2 separate regions of the Homo sapiens genome follow, and region 1 is linked to region 2. Evidence: read pairs that join two places in POLR2A ChIA-PET (ENCODE). Cell type or tissue: MCF 10A. All regions are shown on one strand. Links, peaks and the distances in the headings refer to the core of each region. The heading gives the core; the rest is flanking DNA.

Evidence for each region. ChIA-PET counts read pairs that join two places held together with the same protein. Peaks named below come from ENCODE experiments on the same cell type or tissue, not always from the same donor. Only the 100,000 strongest peaks of a DNase experiment are listed, where the experiment ranks them.
Region 1: POLR2A ChIA-PET joins it to region 2 with 14 read pairs; 10 of 35 experiments call an interaction of 5 or more read pairs at or near these places.

What each region holds. Positions count from the first base shown.
Region 1 is chr11:96,120,494-96,124,892 of GRCh38, reverse strand. All of the region lies in intron 1 of MAML2 (mastermind like transcriptional coactivator 2), which reads left to right. Among named protein-coding and RNA genes, the nearest start is that of MTMR2, 200 kb to the right of the region's middle. In MCF 10A, for the core only: no CTCF peak of the experiment used is centred there; a DNase peak (open chromatin) is centred at 2,012.
Region 2 is chr11:96,226,733-96,231,131 of GRCh38, reverse strand. All of the region lies in intron 1 of MAML2 (mastermind like transcriptional coactivator 2), which reads left to right. Among named protein-coding and RNA genes, the nearest start is that of MIR1260B, 110 kb to the left of the region's middle. In MCF 10A, for the core only: no CTCF peak of the experiment used is centred there; DNase peaks (open chromatin) are centred at 2,351 and 3,691.

The DNA.
Region 1 (4,399 bases), core at 227-4,226, 110 kb after region 2:
AAAGCTGCATCTGAGCATAATACATAAGCAGCTTCTTTTTGCAAATCATGGCAGGTTTTGCATTTGATTCCTCGTTCTACATGGACCCTTTTAAGTATTTTCCTGATCGGTGGTCCTTCTTCCCTCCTCTCATGCCCTTTCACGAGGTGTATGCACATCCGTTCATGTGCAGTCTCTCTCTCTCTCTGTCTCACACACACGCACACACACGCGTGTGTTTAAATAGACAAAATCATAATGATGGTAGTGATGATGATGATGATAAGGAGAAGGAGGCCTGGTGTCTACAGAACTTTATCCTTTGAGTGTGCATTTTCATGGATTAACTCAATAAATGTTTAAAACAACTCAATCATCTTTGTTAGGTAAAGTAAGTGTTATGGTTTACATTTAACAGATGAGGAAATTGGGGCTGACTTGTTAAAAAAATAGTAGTAAAGCCAGGATCAGACTATCTTTCTATTCTTCTTCTTAGGTGGTTCTCTTACCATAGCACACTGGAATCAAACCAGAGAACATCCTGTGTCGTAATTACTGGCTAACACACCACTCCTCCCCACCTAGCTGTGAGTGTTCAAAGGCAGAGACAGGTCTTATTCATGCCTATCTCCCACTTCCAACACAGAGGAACGCTGTGTATGGAAGAGAGGGAGAGAAGATAAATGCCTTCTGGAACATTGGTAGAAACAGAACCTAGAGGAAATAGTGTAGGAATCAGTGGGCCACAGAACTGTGACAGCCATTTCTAAATCACGACACCTGCTGGGTTTACTCCTTTTTTTTTTTTTTTTTTTTTGAGACAGAGTTTTGCTCGTTGCTCGTTGCTGGTTGCTCGTTGCTCGTTGCCCAGGCTGGAGTATAGTGGCCCGATCTCGGCTCACTGCAACCTCCGCCTCCCGGGGTCAAGCGACTCTCCTACTACAGCCTCCCGAGTAGCTAGGATTACAGGTGCGTGCCACCATGCCCGGCTAATTTTTGTATTATTAGTAGAGACGGGTTTTCACCATGTTAGGCTAGTCTCAAACTCCTGACCTCAGGTGATCCACCTACCTCGGCCTCCCAAAGTGCTGGGATTACAGGCGTGAGCCACCATGCCGGCCGGGTTACTCTTAATTTCTGTCTGTGAAGCCGATGTCCTCCTCCCTCCCTTCCCCATCTGTGCACACTGTTCCTCAGCTTACAGAAGTCTCTTATTTATAAAGGCTGCAGTGGCTGCTAATTCCCTTGTTTCCTACCTCACCACTTGGTGATTCCAGAGGAAACTCTGAATAACTGGTGCAACCTTACTATAAAGCAGGCTCTAAAAATGTCATCATATCTGAATTCAGACTTCTCTGTACAGGACGGAAGCACCGTAGCCTAGTTGGGGGCACTGCATGTGACCACAAAGCTAGACACGTGTGGGCTATTAACCACATCAAAGGCAAATGGTAAATTGCCAGCCCCTTTATTCAACAAGCATTACTGGGCTCTTACTAGGTGCAAGTCTCTGGATGAGTTGCGGAGGACTCCATGAACACCCAGGTGAGCTCCCTGACCTGGAGGAGCTGTCACCTGTAGAAGCAGGCAGATACGTGAAAAAAAAAAAAGACTGTAAATGTCTCTCAAGCACACCTTGCTCAGGTATATTGTGATGGCATTTTTTTGGAGATCTAGTGGTTCCTGCCTTTACGGGGCTGCTTAGGAGCTGGCTATGACTGCAGTCAATGGTGTGGAAGGATGGGGATTGAAAGAAGAATGCTTCCAGCAGTGGGGGCAGTAAGACAGTGTGAGAGAAACAGACATGGGCATCTCATCATCTTAGATCTCCTTCCTTGATTGTCCTGTGCACAAAAGTATCCAGGAGTAGAAGGCTGGACTCTCAGCATTGAATGGTTTTGAATAGATGGATTCAGCCAGCCCATGAGTCAACTACAGTCCCTGAAAGGGAATGACATCACTCAGAAATCCTTGCTCATCATGCCCATCAGGCAAGTGGGTATTAGACCTGCTGTTCCAGCACCAACACCTTAAAGGATATTCACTATGCATAATGCAGGGGCTTGCAGCTTGTATTTCCTCTGCCCTGGCCATGATCGTGGATCACATTTCACTTACATGGGGCTTTCTGAGAACGAGACTGGGCATGTAAAGAATGGTATAATTGAGCTTTTCCCTCTTGGCTGGAATCTGTGGTTGCATTCCCTCTAAACCACACAGAATTCTGATTTGCTGCCTTGGATTTTACAGGGTCCTCTGTGAAAAATAAAAGCCTACAGGTGTGATAGTTTACTGCAGCCTTGGAGATAGAATTTCTTATGACTGAATTGCTTATATTTTCTATGGGGAAAAAATCTCATACACAAACATGCACGTGCACGTGCACACACACACACACACACACACACACACACACCCAGCCTAAAAGATTTGTATTTGTCCTACATCCATTTCTTATGCAACTCCCTTCTTTGACTTTCTTTCCCGTTCTTTATGACTGCTCCACAGAACCCATATACAGTAGGGCACTTAAGTAGGCTGAAGGATTTTCTGCAGCTCCAGGGGAGAGCAGAAGAGTTTGGAGAATCACCCTAGAGGAAAAAAAAAAAATCTGCAGGTTTTCCACCCCTTTAGTAGAGAATTAGGTTTTAGAAATTCAGAGAGATTATCTGCAAGTCAGGAGGCCAAAGCATAGCTGTATCTACATGGCTGGAGAATTGTGAGCTTTTCTGTGCTGTCGCCCCAGGGCAGTAGTTAACATACACAGGTCAGTTCTCAGGCCAGTTAAAATCATAGCAGACAGGGGCCGGGCGGGGTGGCTCACGCCTGTAATCCGAGCACTTTGGGAGGCCGAGGCAGGCGGATCACGAGGTCAAGAGATCGAGACCATTCTGGCTAACACAGTGAAACCCCGTCTCTACTAAAAAATACAAAAAAAAAAAAAAAAAAAAAAAAAAAAAAAAGCCGGGCGTGGTGGCGGGTGCCTGTAGTCCCAGCTGCTAGGGAGGCTGGAGCAGCAGAATCGCGTGAACCCGGGAGGCGGAGCTTGCAGAGAGCCGAGATCGCGCCACTGCACCCCAGCCTGGGTGACAGAGCAAGACTCCGTCTCAAAAAAAAAAAAAAAAAAAAAAAATCACGCAGTTGGGAATATGGAATGGACACAAAATTAAGGGCATTGCTTTCCCATTTCTGCCTTTCTAGTCTTCTCTCTTTTTTTTCTTTATGTTGCGAAAAAGAATGCCTCACTGTGGTGACCTGAAAGATGCCAGAGCACTAGCCCATTAATCAGAACAATTTTATATTAATACTGGATGAGTTCATTATGATTAATAAGGAATACTTTGATAAGCTGAAATTTAAATTTGAAGCAAGGCAAAAATAATATGGTGCTTCTCTGAAGCATGTTTATTGAGGGTTTATTGACACTTCACCAAAGTACATGTCTGTTAAATGTTTTTTGCCATGTGCTAATAATATCCACTGGACAAATCCAATTCTTTCCTTCCTGTTACTGGGGAATCATGTCTCCTTGTGTTAATGGCTTCCCCCATAGCAGGCAGTTCAAGCTATAATTGAACAAATATTGAACGTCTATATCTCAGTGGAAATATACTGTAATGAATATCCCTGGGAGTCTGCTTATTTCTGACCAAGATCTGAGACCACTGGGGTGCCAGAGACTCTGAGAAGCCAGCGTCTCCCAGGGCCAAAGATGGGGTTTGGATTCTCTTCAAGGCTGGTGCGGAGTAGGGGATCTAGGAACCTTTCTCTCTCTCTCAGAAATGAGCCTGTGACCTGGAATAGCATCCAAAGTATCCTTCACTCCCCCCTGACTCTGGCTGCCTTCAGATTACTACTTTTTCGTTAGTTATGAATCTGGCTACCTCCCAAGGGACTGTTGCACCATTTTCCCATCTTGTAGGTTCAAAATCACAGCACTTGCCCTAGAATTACTGAGTAGAGCAAGACACTATCCCTTGAGCGATTTGGAGGCAAGAACTAAGGAAACATGAGGATCTTTGTAATTTAACTGCATTCTTCGGTTTCTCCTTTAGACTCTGAGAATCCTCATCCTCTAGGTCAGTGGTTTCCAAACCTCACTGATCATCATCATCATCATCCAGGGACTCTTTTAAAAATACAATTCTTGGTCCCCACTTGGCCGATATTCTAATTCAGAAGGTTAGAGGGAGGAGGGGAATGAGGACAAAGAAAGGGAAAATAACTGACAATTTGCTTACCCTAGCGTCTTGCTCCACAGCCCTCCACAGATGTGATTTATTTTTTATTATTCATTACAAAGACTTAATGATATAATTATCCAAAAGCAATTAGATGCAGAGTGGAAACAAAGTGCTTAAGGAGCTGGGAGGTAGACTTACTAACAAAGAGGATGGAAGAGTAAAGTGTCACCGTGGTG
Region 2 (4,399 bases), core at 166-4,165:
TATATATGATTTTTTCTTATAAATTATTTTAGATACCAATCCAGATTATTCAAATCTTGACCTCTTTCTCATTCACATCTATTCGCTTGTCATTAAATACTCATGCCTAGTCTAAGTTTGGAATGAAAATGTCACAAGACATATCTTTCACTATTTCCTGATTTACTAAACATGGAAATGTAGCTCAGGACCTGAGCATTTAGTCATCTCATGTGACCATGAGGACATTAAATAAGGAAGGAAATGCAGAAGTGAGTGTGATGATCTCTTACAACACCGCTATTTGGGTAGAGAAGTAGAGTTTTAATTAGCGAGACAAGTGTCAAATATATTCTACACACATCACAGCACATTAGGCTTCGTATTGTTCCCTCATTTCCTGAGGACTATTTCCAAAGATAGGTATGGATGAAATCAGAGAACGTTGGGACTCTATAGGTCTCAGACTGGCCAGAAAAGAATCAACATAATCTGATGTGGGCTGTCCTGGAAATCAGGAAACTCAAGAGGCAGTCATCCCTACATACATTTTAGTAAATTATTTAACATTTCTGTGTATTCGTTTACCCATTTGAAGAAAGGGAGCTAGTATGTCTAGTCTTCAACTCTGCATATAGGATGCTATAAAGTAGTTAAGTTACAACCTTGTTCTTCTAACATTTCAGCTGCTTCATTTGCCTACATCAAAAAGCACTGTGTATAAATCATTGAAAAAAGAATATGTATAAATCCTTAAAAGAGCAGTAAGTGAAGTAATGCATTTAAATTGAGAATCAAGATGTACAAATATATATAGATATATACAAATATTTGAATGAGCAAAACATATAAATCTTTGAAAGAGGTATTAATGAATTTTGATGTATTTTTATAAACTGAAAATTTTTGCACAAATGTTGTCATCATCATACTCATATTCTATCCTAGACTATTCTAGACTAGCCAGGTCTATCCATATTCATCATTCCATATTCTAAATAGCTCAGGATTTTCTTTCTAAAAATGGGACCAGGGACAGTCATATTGTGGGAAATTTTTCATTAAACATCCCACGTTTCGTTAAATGTTTTTTCTTAAAGCTGTTTCAATTTTCAGCTTATCCTATTGAGGATAACAATTCTGAAAACTTAACAACTGGTGTTAAGTTTAATAATAATATTTGCATACCAAACATAGTACTTTTCTGTGTAAGAAAAAGTTTCACTGGTTCTAGGATACCAAAATACTGCAAATTGATTTCTGTTTTCCATATCCACACCCACCTTCCTGCTTTTGATATCTGTCTGGTATTTTGCAAGACAGAATGTTATGTGAGAGTGAGCACCAAGCAATGATATTTCTCTGCAGCCCAAAGAGTCTACAATTTCCTCAAAATGTGAGTAATTTCAAATTTATGGTATTGCCAGTTCTGCTTTTATACTGGTATAATGCAATGAAGTACTCATTCAGATTTTTATTCTCTGTTGGTTTGAAGAAAACATTTAGAAATTCTTAAATGAATCAATCGATATGTAGTCAAGGCACCATGGTAGCTTCTGGGGAGATCATGTGATTATATTTCTGTATCTAGGATGCTTGCAGTCTGGTTAGAAAGACTAGCCACATTGTGAGAAATGCTTTACAACATGACACACGAGGTAGTATCTGGTAAGGGATCCTCTAGGTAGGTAGAGAGTGGAGATTCAGAGGGCTTCCTGGGGCTCCAGGGGTGTGAAAGGCCTTGGGGGAAGAGAGGGAATCTCTGCAGGATCTCACCAATTGTTTTCAGAAGAAAATTAATTAGAAAACACTCTTACGTATAATTGCTGTTCTAGAAAATGGTTACAATTTACTTCTTTAAATGTTTAACAACATTTTAAATTATGTATTGTTTTCTTTTTGCCATTCATTCATCTCTTGGTGGTTTGGGGTGTGATTTGTGTTTTTCCCCTCTCTTGACTTATCTGAGAAATTCTGGCACTAGCCAGGTTTGGGATGTTTTTGTTCAGACATTCTTAAGTTATTTGGTAAGAAGAAAGGCTTTGTTGCATTTTTCTGCTGAGAAACAACTTTCTTTTTCTTTGTTTCAACCCTGAACTTCCTAAAAGCTCTTTATTTCTATAGATTGTTCTACAAAGCTATGCCTCAGGAGGTGAGAGACTAGGGAGCATTTTTTTTTTGTTCAACTAGAAGTAGCCACATTTTCAGAAAACAACTAATAAGTTTAAAATATGTCAAAGATAACTTTACAAGAGACCGCGTGAACATAGATATGTAAAGGAGAGCCTAGTGCTCTCAATGCCCATATCTGCAGGCCTCAAAATTGCTTATGAAGTCTAGAAACCATGGCCATCTGCCAGCCGGAGGCAGCATCACCACAATGGAATTCACAGTCACTCTGTTAAGACTTTATAAATACAGTGAGGGTCCAGGAGCCAGGACCTTCAGGCGCATGAGGCTTGTCTGGTCTGGTCTGGCCGACTGAGCAAGGAAACCCTGTCCTTGAATGAGGACTTCCTCAGCTTCAGTGACTAAATGTTTGTTCTCAAAAGTAAAATGTCCCAATGGAAGGTGGACAGCGGCCATCTTCTTATTTTATTTGTTTATTTTTAGCCAGGCACTCCATTAGTTGTGGCAGGAAGTCATCCTGAGAGGAAAGTCAAGGTGTATGTACATGGTTGACTTGGGGAAAGTGTTTGGAAGTTGGAAAAGTGGAACCATTTTTGAGTGTGACTTCATTTCTCTTCTGACCTAGCTCTACACAGTGTCATATCCTAGGAACTGGGTGCTAGCATGAAGGAGAAAAGCAAGATAAATTAAAGAGCTTTACCTCTAGATAGTAATAGGAAACCAAGAATCCAGCCTGGTGATGGCTGGAGGGAGTGATTGAAGTTAGCTGATGCCATGGGGAGTTAGCCAGGCAGCAAAAATGTCTGGAAACCCGATGTGGCCAAGACTGGGCTGTCCAGAAGCTCATCAGAGATAGACTCAATCAGTACTTTCTCTCCCACCTTCCTGAACAAGAAGAAAAAAATATGAGAGAATTGAGTTTGTAGTGTTCCCTTTTTCTCCCCCCAGGCTGGAGTGCAGTGGCACTGTTTCAGCTCACTCCAGGCTCAGCCTCCCAGGTTCAAGTGATCCTTCCACCTCAGCCCCCCGAGTGGCTGGGACTACAGGTGTGCACCACCACGCTCCACTATTTTTGTAGTTTTTGTAGAGACAGGGGTCTCACTTTGTTGGCCAGGCCGGTCTCAAACTTCTGGGCTGAAGCGATCTGCTTGCCTTGGCCTCCCAAAATGCTGGGATTACGGGCATGAGCCACTGCACCTGGCCGAGTTTGTAATGATTTCATTCGATGGCGACAGAGACATAAATAATAACAGCAGCAACAACAATAAACACTTGTTCTCTGCCAGGTGTTAAGCAAAACACATTGTATGCCTTTTCTCATTTAAACTTACAACAACCATATAAGGAAACTACTATTATTATTATTTCCATTTTACCCATGAGAAAACTGAATGAATCTCAGAGAGGAGCAAACTATGTCAAAAGTCACATAATTGGATAGTGAGATTATGGTGTTTGTACTGAAATATGTTTAACTTCAGAGCTCATGCTCTGAACACATACTATACTGCTCATTTATTCATTTATTCACATATATATTGTGCAACCACAGTGTGCCAGGCACTGGGCTGAAACAGGAGGATGAGAGAACCACTCCCTGCATTCTTGGCATGAAACTTACAGTATAGCTGTGAATGAGACTTATTTATGAAATAATCACATAAATGTATAACTGTGAACTATGAAAAGCAATATTAAGGAATGGATCACTACAGGATTATGCGTAGGTACTAGGGTAAGTATATACCTATTAGAAGGAAACTATGAACTATAATAAGTGATATTAAGGAAAGTTTAGAGAGTCAGAAAACTTGATATAATTTTAGGGAGTCAAGGAGAACTTCCCGAAGAAAGGGGCACATGCTTTCAGATCTGAAGGATTAACATGATAGCTAAGCAGAGAGAACTTGCTGGGTAGGGAAAGGCTAGCAGGTACAAGGGCCCCGAGGTAGGAGACAGCTTGACATGTTGCTGATTCTGTGAATACTTATTGAGGCATAGTGTAGCTACTGGTTTGTCACTTTTGTTGTGTTTCATATTCCTCCATTGAACGTAACATTTTTTACTGTTTCACTAATGAATTGATGTGAAGATATTCTATTTTATGCAGTTTTGATTTGTTTGTTTTCTGCTAATTTTATCTGACAAATTTAAAGTTTTTAGGGGAATAAGGGCTACATCTGTCATTGCTGTATCACAGTTTCTAAGATGGCATGCAGTTTAGGTACTTAAGTGCATTTTTATAGTAAAGAATAAGAATAATAATAAATGTCAATTCAGAGACTAATAG